3 separate regions of the Mus musculus genome follow, and regions 1 and 3 are each linked to region 2. Evidence: chromatin loops called from intact Hi-C (ENCODE). Cell type or tissue: gastrocnemius. All regions are shown on one strand.

What was found. Hi-C counts contacts between places; a loop is a spot of excess contacts. Peaks named below come from ENCODE experiments on the same cell type or tissue, not always from the same donor. Only the 100,000 strongest peaks of a DNase experiment are listed, where the experiment ranks them.
Region 1: it touches region 2 in a loop (8-fold over the local background); 27 of 42 quality-filtered maps call a loop at or near these places.
Region 3: a loop joins it to region 2, with 2.7 times the contacts of the local background. A loop is called at or near these places in 7 of 42 quality-filtered maps.

The regions. Positions count from the first base shown.
Region 1 is chr7:90,278,899-90,282,898 of GRCm38, forward strand. No RefSeq gene overlaps it. Among named protein-coding and RNA genes, the nearest start is that of Ccdc83, 15 kb to the left of the region's middle. In gastrocnemius, a CTCF peak has its summit at 1,772 (motif pointing right); DNase peaks (open chromatin) are centred at 1,544, 1,768 and 2,800.
Region 2 is chr7:90,408,479-90,412,478 of GRCm38, forward strand. It overlaps Sytl2 (synaptotagmin-like 2), which reads left to right. Exons shown (of 20, transcript NM_001368878.1): 19 at 1-83; 20 at 924-1,960. The coding sequence ends at 1,069. Among named protein-coding and RNA genes, the nearest start is that of Ccdc89, 16 kb to the right of the region's middle. In gastrocnemius, no CTCF peak of the experiment used is centred here; a DNase peak (open chromatin) is centred at 1,662; H3K27ac peaks cover 648 bases.
Region 3 is chr7:90,300,562-90,304,561 of GRCm38, forward strand. Sytl2 (synaptotagmin-like 2) reads left to right here and starts at 1,868. Exons shown (of 20, transcript NM_001368878.1): 1 at 1,868-2,182. In gastrocnemius, a CTCF peak has its summit at 1,551; DNase peaks (open chromatin) are centred at 1,121, 1,824, 2,210 and 2,803; H3K4me3 peaks cover 2,265 bases; H3K27ac peaks cover 1,995 bases.

The sequences.
Region 1 (4,000 bases), 130 kb before region 2:
AGCTACAGACAGAGGTGGTATAAGCTACAGGCAAAACCAGACTCTGGGAAAGATGGGCACACTCCATCCTTGCCCTGAGCTAGGATTCTGCTGGCCTTGCCAAACCTGGGAGGCGTGGGTTATTTTTTATTGCATGTGCTAGAAAACAGCTAAATAGTAGTTTGCTGCAAGTCGGGGTGACTCTGGCTAAGACGGGGAGCAAAGGCAGTATTAGCCAGCCTTCATCTTTACTGCCCCTTCCTTAAGACAGATCCTCGTCTTCTGACTTGATTGAAGATCTGACTGCATGTCCCATCTAGCTTTCTTGACCCCAGTTCTTTCTCTGCATTGTGCCAGAGACTCCATCCCTTGTTTATAATCTCTGTGGCTTCCCACAGGGCCAGGAGCAAAGAGTTCCGGATGTGACTGGTAAGGCTCTTGGCCATCTTGCTTACGCAGTCATGAAAGTCACCCTGGCCCATGCTGCGGTTAACAACTGGCATCCTCTAGATGGGCATCCTAAGTTGGGGTCTGTGTGTGAGTAGCTTTATTGGGAGGTACTCTCCAAAAGTTAGGAGAATGGGGAAACAAGAAAGGTAGAGATGGCAGAGTTTGTTGATGAACAAGTTCTCTAGAGACTGGATAAAAAGGGGTTGGTTTTGATAGGACTCTGGGACATAGCTCAGTAGGCTGGGTAGTTAGGTCACACTCACCATGTGCTGGAGACTGCTCCCGAGGGTGCTGACTGTGAGATGCTTAGAGCGTGCAGAGGCCAACTATGCCCTTGTACCTCGTGGGCCAGGGAGGTCTGTAACCAGCACTGCCAGAAGTGGTTGCTAGAAGAAGCCCTTAGCTTGCATGGTGAATTCAAAGAAAAATATGTGTGTGGGAGGGCGGGGGTTGGGGGATGAGGGAGCCCACCACAACGCTCAGAACCGGCTTCTCCCTTCTGTAGTGTTCCTGGTCTTATGACAGCTGTGTGTAAAATTACTCATTTTTGGTTAGTATATTAAAATAATGGGTTTCATTGTGACATTTTGTATTCACACACACACACACACACACACACACACACAGAGATTATATACATATACACTGCCCCTGCTCATGTAGACCTGGCTCCCCTGGAACTCGCCCTATAGACCAGGTTGGCCTCGAACTCACAGAGATCTCCCTGCTTCTGCCTCCTGAGTGCTGGGATTAAAGCTGTGTGCCACAACCATCTGGCCTAAACTGGAACTCTGTATCCTTCTACCTCTACCTCCAGGTGCTGAGATTACAGACGAATCAGAGTGTGCCGGCGTGTCTGGCACTGCCTACTGGTCCCTCAATGTCTGGTGCCACTATTAACTCAAATCAAGCCAGAAGTAGACTGCCAAAGACCCCCTCATGCCTGAATGACCCCAAATGTCCTTGGAGCACAGTTGCTGAGCAGCCCACTGCATCTTGAGTATCATTGGACAACCCGGCCGGCATGATATGTCTGGAAATGAACCCTGAGTTATACCGTGAGCATCGGGCTGGCAGCCACTGAGCTGCGGAAGTGATCAGAGCATGGCCCGGTGGCTTGAAAGAGGTGCTGAGCAGTTTGAGAGTGCCCAGAGCAGGAAGGGTAGGGACCGTGACAACAGAGGAGAGTTGATAAAAGGAGCCAGGAAAGGGAACATGAAAAATCCCACAGGCCTGTCCAGTCTTCTAGGCACAAGGTCTTAAGACCCTGGGCTGAGATTTTGTAACACTGGCCACTGCTAAGGGCTAAGGAGATAACCAAAGCCCCCACAGAGACTAACAGTAGAGGGCGCCACTTCCTACTACTCCCCCAGCTCAGCTACTGCTCTCTGCTGTCATATCCCGAGGGCGACAAAGGCTCCTGGAGACAAGCAGTTGAAGTCTGTTGCATACAGGTGATTTCCATCAACTAGAACGAAACAAAATCAAAAACCTTCCAACTAGCCAGGTAGCCTGTGCTACTGAAAGTAGGCAAGGAAGGCCACACAAGGGTAAGTTCTTTGGGTCTAAAGTACGGTAATAGAGGGGACAGCACAGGGGGAGAGCTGACTGAGGGAGACTGGGCAGCCTCTTTAGTAATTTTGTATTTTTCTGCAAGCCTAAGAGCAATCACCACGTTGTGCTTGAGTTCGAGAAAACGATCTATAAAGGCAAGCAGGCTCAGCCAGTGCCGTTAGAGAGGCTTTCAGCTGTCTGGCTGTATAACCAAGAACAGGTGGGGCGGATGAGGCTGGTGTCAGAGAGATTAGCCTCCTTCTGTGAGCACCAGGGCTTTCTCAGCCCAAAGCAAGACCAAGAAAGACCAATGAGGAAAGATTGGGTTTGGGGTGAGGACTGGAGGCTGGGAGGCAAGACGGGAGGAAAGAGTGCAGAGCCAACGTGGCTAACAAACTTCTGGCCTGTGTGTGACAGTTTTGATATGGAGTCACTAGACTGGTCAGGGGCAGGACCCACTAAACTAACCAGTCTAGTGGGCAGGAGCCACGTTAGTGAGTGGATTATAAAATGTTTATGTCCTTTTTTTTCTTTTGAGACAGGGATATCTCTACATAGCCCAGACTGTCCTGGAATTCATGGTTTTTTACATGTGTCAAAATTCATGATTATTATATGTGTGAAGAAATCTTCACCATGTATCTTCCAAAGGAAATAGTTGTGTATGGCACATAGAACATTTATATCCCCAAACAGTACCTTCCTTCCTACCACCCTACGTCCACCTTTCTTCACAAATTCTGTCCCACTGACTGACCGCATTTGAGAAGAAATGCTCGATTACTTTTCATTTGCATAACTCCCCTCTCCAGGTGGTTGTTAGAAGTTGGCAGGCTTCCATAAGTATGGGGCCATGACCTCTAAGGCTTAAACCAATACTTCCCAACCAGAGTGACTTTTGTCTCCTAGTGCCCATGTGGCAATATCTATAGATGTTGAACACTGTCATGACTGAGCAGGGGGAAGCGGGCATTCTCATAAATATCCCACAATGCACAGGGCAGTTTTCCACAGCAGCTGCTCTGAGGTTAAGCCCCTGGTTTAGACAGACCAGTTACACAAGAGCCCCGATTGTTATGAGCTAGCAGAGAATGAAGGGGAAAAACTGTTGCATGTCATTTACCCGATCCACACCTGGTCCTACAAACCGCCAGAGGTTTGCTCTGAGGGAGGGTTAGCCATTGGAATGTGTCCCACCAACGTGGAATAGTGGGCTTGGAACGACTTCGGTGAGGCCCTTGCATCATCAGAATTTAATGTGATTGCAAGCAGTGTCAAGAGACATATGATTTACCTGCTCTTCCATCTTTTTTTTTTTTAAAAGGCTGTCCTAAGGATGATGTGAGAAGTGTATTGGTGTGCTAGTATTACCACAGTTAAACAATAGAATTGTAAGGTTCTCCCAGTGCCGGAGGCTGGGAGTCCAGATCTGCGTACACTCAAGGTCATGCTTGCTGAGGGCTCTTTTCCTGACTTGTGCATGACTGGCTTCTCCCTGTGTCCGTATTCATGACCCTCCTTCTATGCAAGCAGGGGAGAGAGGGCCTACACGCAAGTCACATGTAGACAGGGGTGGGGCACACAGGACTAGTGCAAATAATTATGGGATATAATGATGACTAACTTTGGTGCCTGTTTTTATTAAATGGAAAGAGAGAAAAATTAAGTTTGTTGAATACTTGAGAAGACCATTTCTAATTTACTACCTACCATACAGCAAGGAGAAAACAGGAAAAAAACAGAGTATAAACAATTTTTACAATAGTGAATCTGTGGAGTGGCTAGAGAGAAGTCATTTCTGGGAGTTAAAGTGCCGGTGTCTTTGTATTTACGTCTGTCAGCTAAGAATATATTACACAGCACTTCTGAAGGGTCTAAAGTCACCATAACACATTGGAGGCAACGATTTTTTTTTAAAGGTAAAACTAGATTTGCTTTAAATCTAATATGTAATATGTATTATATGTGTTATATTTACTACCTGGAAATGTTTTCTTTTTTTTCTGAAGCGTTGTTT
Region 2 (4,000 bases):
AGCCTGTGTAGAACTCACAGTCTGGGACCATTATAAACTAACCAACCAGTTTCTGGGAGGTCTCCGGATCGGCTTTGGAACAGGTAACTTTTGTTACAGGTTTAATTCTCTATGAGCCTAACTCTCCAGAAAATGCTAAAGTTGTAATTGTAATAAAACCATTGAGTGAAAGGTCATCAGGGGTCCAAGGGTTCTTGGATAAGAGGGTCTGAAGAGTCCAGAGTCCGTCCTTTCAGAACCTAAGGTACTGTTGGCAGGTTCCAAAATCAGAGCTTGAGAGTTCTGACTTTGTGATCAAATATCCTTACCTGGTGAGTATTATGTAGCATATCCAAGCCAATGAACATGCATTTCTTTGATTGTACTAATTGAGAAAGTTAAACAATGACATCAGGTATGCCCAAGAAGACAGGTGATGCCGACATTTAAGGAGATAGGTGAATAAATAAGTCTGCTCTGACCAATCACAGAGACTATCATTTCATCAGTGGGTTAGCTGTTTTATTTCCTCTATGACTTTTGTTTCACGGTTCCAGAAGGCAGTTAGTAATTGTACAAAAAACCCAATACTCCAAAACAAAACAGTAATAACAACAATGATAATAAACAGTTCATTTCTAAGGCAAATTATGAGATTGAGTCTTTCAGGCAAAACTCCCTAAGGCATCATCTAGAGTCTCCTCCTCCTCAGTATTTAATCCTCCCGATTCCTCTAAGCCCTGAAAAACTTATGATCCAGTTCCCACATTCACGTTCAGGTGAAGAGCAATTATGTAGGAGCCATGTGGATTAATACAAGCGACCTGCGTAGTAAACTAGTTCTTCCTTACACCCAGGTGTGCTCTCCAGGTGTGCGCACACTCCTCGTTGTCTTCCCTGCCCCAAGTGGGAAATGTAAATGAAAATGTAAAACTCTTTTTCAGGAAAAAGCTACGGGACTGAAGTGGATTGGATGGATTCTACTTCTGAGGAAGTTGCTCTCTGGGAGAAGATGGTAAACTCTCCCAACACTTGGGTTGAAGCGACGCTGCCCCTCCGGATGCTTCTGATTGCCAAGCTTTCCAAGTGATCCTAGTCAGCCGATTCCGCCATCAAAAACTACGCCCCAGGGGCATCTGAACTGGAGAGTTGGCCTCATGGACAAATACCCTCTCCCGTTGTCACTAATGACTTTTAGAAGCATGCTCAACTTAATCTGCATGCATTTCTTTGGTTGCACGACTCAAGGGAGTTAAACGATGACAAGATGTACGGCCCAGAAGAAGTGTGGCGTGATGCCGACATTCAAGGAGAGAGTTGAACAAGCTAGGAAAACTGAACTGTTGCTTCCACACCAAAGAAAAAGCTAGCTTCACATGTTTCCTACCACAATCCGTGTTGCAGTGCAGGCCTGCCGTTTGGTTATTGAAATGCTTGCTGGGCTTCTAAGTAAGAAGGTTTTGGGCAAAGCAATGAGGAAACTCCTGGGATGGGGTGGAGAGAGAAAGGACAGCGGTGAAGACAATGACCTACATAATATGACGAATTTACTTAGTAACCTCTAATGAAACATTGAATTCCATGTTAGGGCAGTAAGACTGACTTCACTGCTCATAAATCTGCCTTGAGAAATCCCACACACACCCGGACTCCTGTAACCTCACCTTCTCAGTCTCAAATGGACTTTGGTGCCACCTACTGGCTGCATATGGAATTCAGCTCTTGGCTTATTTTGGCTTAATTTTTGCTAAAGTGGGTGGCAAGTCTATATTTTATAAGACTATGCTAAAATATTGCATATAGTTGATGGTTTTCTTATGATTTTACTATATAAAAACAGCATTAAAGTATTCACATATATGCTTTGCTACAAAGTTTTAATCAGAATATAAATTGCTCAACTGTATTGGACTTCCTATGTATAATTTTCATAAGGTCTTTTGTAAAAACCCTTAGAATAAATTATCATGGTTTAAATTGCATCAGTAGTTTAGCCTGACTTCTTATATTTAAAAAAATACATTCTGTAAAAGCAAGCTCCAACTTAATGTAGGTAGGAAGTCTGGATAGTGAGTAAATGTGAAATCTCATAAAGATGCCATCAAAACCTTGTGGCTCTTGCCTATAACCCCTGATCTAGAATATGGAGGCAGGAGAATTGTTGCTAGTCTGAGGCTAGCTTGGGCTACACAGTGAGAGTGGTCTAAAAACAAAAAAACAAACCAAACAAAACTAAAAAATTTAAATAAATAAGTAAAACTGAAAGCCTAGTAGATTATTTGCCTTTTTAGGAAAGCAAACACTGCAGACTTAAGTCCACCGGGTGCTGAGTTAATAGAGCCTCTCCTCCCCACCCTCTTGCGCGCGCTCGACTGGCCAGGAAGAACGACGCTGCAACAGGATCCTTCTGCACACGTTTATTGGGAGAGCTTGATTGTAGAGGCGAAGAGACCCCGAGCCCAGAACTGGTGCTGCTTTTATAGGCCTAGGAGGGGCGTGTCTCACACCCGGATTGGTTATGCACTAAGCCTCATTTGCATGTTCCTCATCTGATTGGCTACTCTCTCTCAGTACCTTACAGAACATCATTATCATACCTCATTTGCATGTCTCACATCTGATTGGTTATACTCTCAGTACCTTACAGAACCTCATTATCATGCCCGGGCCAGGCAGTGTCTTTGCAAAAAACTTTACTGCATATGTACACATTGGTTGTTTGTCCAGACTTATGCGTGGTGGCCAGCAGTAGTCAGTGCCACTCTGCAACAGCACATGTGGCTTCCCACATCTCCCCCTGTTTGTTTTAATAAAATGAGGCTGGACTAGGCCTGTGCAATTATGTCCATCCGCCGTGGCTCCTGTTTTAGGTCATTCCTCTAATGTCACAGCCTTACCCGTCATAGGGTAACCCTATCGCCACCGGGCCCCATGTCTTAGGTTGGACTGTGCACGAGGAAAGTTGCCCGTCTCTGGATACTGCAGTGCTGTGTAACAATAACTGCTAAATGACCTAGGGCGAACTCTGCAAAAGAGGCCAGCCAAAAAATGAATTAGTGGTGAAATCATGATCACTCTATCGCTTGCAATGAGGAAACCTCAGTGATGTGCAAGGGCTGATCAATGATCGTTGAGTCTCTCTCATCTCAGTGCTGTGGAGTGCAAGAGCAGAGAACTCAGATGCCAACTAATTCTTGAGCATGGATAACCAAATTTCAGGGGAGGAGCCGTTTTCAATAGCTAAAAGTGCCTGAGTTATAATCACCTTGTCACGTTTTTGTTGGGTTCTGAATTTGCATACCAACCAGAGCATGAACACCAGTCCACAGCATATGGCAGCACCAAACAAAATCACTCCCACCCATTCCTTAAAGTAAGAAAAAGCAGAGGTAAGCCAAGAGGTAAAGTCTCTGAGGGTCACTGGTTCCACTCTGGTCCCATTAAGGTTCAGGATCTGCATCTGCAGTCTCGTCTGCAACCTCTCCAGCTCCTGCGACCAGTTCCCCTTCAGGTAATTCGATAGGTCTGTACTTTTAATAAAAGAATTATTAACAAACCTATTGGGAGTGATGCACACATGCAAAGTGGATGCCACACAACTCATGTCATGTTGTAAAATATCCACTCTGATTCACTAACATTAACCCTGAGGCAATATGAGAATCCACCCTTTGCAGGGTAAGCAATGCCTCAGACGTTTTTTCTAAATGAATACTAGTACTCTTATACACCCGTGGCTCTTGAGGAGTTTGTCGTGCATAAGGCACATCCAAAAAACTTTCCTTTGCAAAAAACAAAGGCTAGGTAGAAGAATTGGAATGTACCGGTAAAGGTACTGGCCATGATCTTACTATGGCCCATAAAGGTATACTTATCCTGGTTTCAATCATCAGGAGCAGGAGAATCATCTTGGGGTTCATCTTGCTCTTTCACGGTCCTTGTCAGTCGCATCGGGACCCAAAGTGGATTTTCTTCACCCTGTGGAAAAACACAAATAGCTCCCCGGGATCTGATTAAGATA
Region 3 (4,000 bases), 110 kb before region 2:
TGCCTTGGCCAGAGCTTTGGGACCCGTCCTCTTTTCACTCTGGAAGCCCAGGACCTATACAGTGCATTCACTGTTTACCCAGGTACAACTCTATTCTATTATACATACGTACACACATACAAACATACATACACATATACATACATACACATATACATACATGCATACATACACAGATACATGCATACATACATACATAACATGCATACATGCATACATACACACACAAGAGAGAGAGAGAGACAGACAGACAGACAGAGAGAGAGAGAAAATCGATTTTTCTCCTTCCATGGCAGAATGAGGAATCTCAGGATTTCCTGATTGTGCTGAAAGTGTTTTACCCTGAGGCTTCTCATTGGCTCTGTATTAGTAAATACTTTTAATATGCTTCTTCTCTTCTTTCTCTGTCTCTGTCTGCCTCTCTCCTTTCTCTGTATTGTGACTCATTCTCTAGCAGAGGCTGGCTTCAAACTCAAGGTAATCCTTCTGCCCACCTCCCCCGGCCCCTCTCTCCCACGGCTACTTTTAAAGTATCACATTATTTAATCCTAGCTATCTGTATAAAGAAACGGATGCAAATTGTGTCTTGGGCATTCTGAGCTTCTGGGCTAAAATCCACTTATCAGTGAGTGCATATTATATGAGTTCTTTTGTGATTGGGTTCCCTCACTTAGGATGAATATCCTCCAGATCCATCTATTTGTCTAAGAATTTCATAAATTCATTGTTTTTAATAGCTGCATAGTACTCCATTGTGTAAATTTGCCACAATTTCTGTAACCATTACTCTGTTGAGGGACATCTGGATTCTTTCCAGTTTCTGCCTATTATAAATAAGGGTGCTATGAACATAGTGGAGCATATGTCCTTATTACAAGTTGGAGCATCTTCTGGGTATATGCCCAGGAGTGGTATTGCTGGATCTTCCAGTAGTACTATGTTCAATTTTCTGAGGAACCACCAAACTGATTTCCAGAGTGGTTGTATCAGCTTGCAATCCCACCAACAACGCAGGAGTGTTCCTCTTTCTCCACATCCTTGCCAGCGTCTGCTGTCACCTGAGTTTTTTATCTTAGCCATCCTGACTGGTGTGAGGTGTCCTGTGAAGGTTCTATGCTCCAGTATAGGGGGATGCCAGGGCCAGGAAGTGGGAGTGGATGGTTTGGGGAGCAGGGGGAGGGGAGAAAGGATAGGGAGTTTTCAGAGGGGAAACTAGGAAAGGGGATAACATTTGAAATGTAAATAAAGAAAATATTTAATAAAAAAGGAAAAAAGAGAATATGATAAAAAAAAGGTATTGCAGGTTTTGAAGTGGGGGCCGTCTCTGGGAGAAGTTGGGGTACAAAAGGGAAAGAAGAATGTGATGTAAGTCTATTTATTCAAAATATGTTTTTAAGTGTTAACAAATTCAGATAAATTGAAATTATGTATCTTTTCTCGTCATAATGCAATAAAACTTAAATTAAGAAAGAAAGAAAGAAAGAAAGAGAGAAAGAAACTGATGGCCGGAGGGGTTAGAACATTTTGCTAGATTACAGGCACCTCTTCTCCCCGCATGGTGGTGACCGTCCCTACGTTTCAGATGGAAGGTATCCTCGACCCTCTTGCATAGGGACGTAAAAAAAAAAAAAGTGCCGTTTCCGTTCTTTTGGATAAAAACTCGATTGCTTCACTGACAAGTAGAGAAGGAGGCCTGGAAGGGAGAGAAGCCAAGCGCAGGGACCAGAGCACAGGAGGCGGCCCCGCAGGCGCGGGCGGGCGGGGCGAGCCCTGTGCTCCCTGGAAGGTCCCGCGCTGCCCTCCCCTCCGCCCGCCCCGAACAGCGGCGACACCTGGGTGGCGCAGCCGGCTGCGAGCGCTGGGCGGCAGAGAGAGGTTGGCAGCCCGGAGGAGGTAGAGCGGGCAGCCGGGGCTGCGGCGGAGACTCGGCGCGCGCTCTGGGTGTGACTTTTCTGTCTACTGGCGGTGTCGCTGGGACTGCTTTCTGGTCCTGCTCTGGGTCTTGGAGTAGCTGGAGGAGTTGGTGTAGAGAGAGATTTTTTTGTTGTCCTTGCTATCCTGGCTGCTACAACGTGAACCACCGGGGCGGCAACCAACAAGCTTCATCCCTCAGTTTCTCCTTTAGTTAGGAGTTCCTTCTGCTGCCCTCGCCGCCGTGTGTCCGCGAAGCTAGGGACACCAGGTAGGCAGTTGCGACGGAATTGGGGGTGGTACTTTGAAGGCTTGACCCCAGACCTGGGGCTGGAGACTGGCGGGACCTGGCTGCGGAGCAATCGCCCGCAGGGTGCTCAGGTGAGGAACAGCAGAGGTGCAGCGAAGGAACCCAGCTAAGCACCCCCCCCCCCCCGCGAACTCTAGTTTGAAAATTAACACATTTGTTTTGGGACAGTTTCCTCTACACCCAACCAGACCTCTTATCCTATAGAGTTAAGTCACATGGGTGGGATTTGCCAGCTTCAAACTGCAAAACCGCGTGTTTCAGGGTGTAAGACCCATCCAGCAGCCGTAGGAAGTGCGGTAGGAAGTGGGGTAGGAAGTGGGTCTCTGCGCTCACAGTGCCTCCTCCCCTTTCCTCCCTTTATAAGTCGTCTTTGGCTATGAGGGGCTCCATTTCCTGCATCGTTGAAAAGTTCTCATTTTTTACTAAGGGCTGGTATGTGACCAGCAGCTTCCAGGACGTGGGCTCTGGGTTGAGAGGGAGCCTAAACACACGCTTTGAATCACAGCTTTCTGACCCTACAGTCTAATAGCAGTGTGCAGAGGAAGCCTGGGTGGGGGAGAGGGGGCAGTTCAGATACACAACTGGAGGGTCGGCGGGGTCCAAATTGCTGTCCAGCTTTCTCTCTTCCTGACAACCCTTTCTGGCTAGAATGCTGGTCCTGCTGTCTGCAAGATGGAGAAGCCAGGACAAAGCAAGCTAGCTTAAAGTGGCTGAGGTCTTCAATCAGTTACTGGAGCTTTTTAGCACCCGGCCCTCAAACAACTTCTTTCATCTCTGCCCTTCATCATTCTTGGAGTGGCATACATTTGAAATCAGACTCTTGGACCCACTAAAAGTGTCCAGGAAGGAGAAGAGAGGTTCAGTGAGGGAGGAGGGGCGATGCTGATCTCTCTTTTACAGACATTTATTATGGACCAGACGCTGTTCTCTATGTAATGTGTTTCTAAATTCTCACAAAGCCTCACAAGGTTGGTACACTATACTTCTTTTTATAATTGAGATGCCGAGGCTCAGAAAGATTGGTCCTCCTATTCTAACACACGTAGTTTCTAATTCTAAAACCTTTCTATTTTGTGCTCTTTGGTAAAGACAAGCCAGGGCAGGTAAAAAGCAAGCAAGCAAGCAAGCAACAAGCAAGCAAGCAAGCAAGCAGGCAGGCAGGCAAGCAAGCAAGCAAGCAAGCAAGCAAGCAAGCAAGCAAGCAAGCAAGCAAGCATATTGAGCTCCCACTAAGTGCCAGGCACTGTTAAAGCATCTCAGAGGTTCTATCGGCATGTATGGTCAGGAATGTCCATCATTCTGGGGAAACCAGTGACTGACATTGCCTCTCTCTCAGCAGCTCTGCTCCAGAAAGCCTGCCTGATCCACTCAGCTGTTACTGCTTGGGTGGGGCAGGAGTTCTGTTTGCTTTATGCTAGAAATGGTTTGGGGTCTAATGAAAGATTGATTGTCTGAATCTGATCCGTTAGACCTGACCGTTGGCTTGTGAATGATCGCTCTGTCCCTCCAGAGGTTCGTTCCAGGCTTTACTCAATAAACATTTGTGGAATGAATGAATGAATTAGCACCTTGTGCACAGTGGTCTGCTGCCCGATGGACAGTGAAGCAGTGGGGGGTGGGGGTAGCCTGGGCCCCTAAACTCCAAGCCAGCAGTAGCTACCCTGAGCCAATTTCTTTTCCCATCTGTAAATTGGAGATGATGATGATAGTCAGATTTTTGTCACTCTGACAAAACACCTAGGACGATCAGCCAGTGACAAGGGTTTGTTTGGCTTGTGG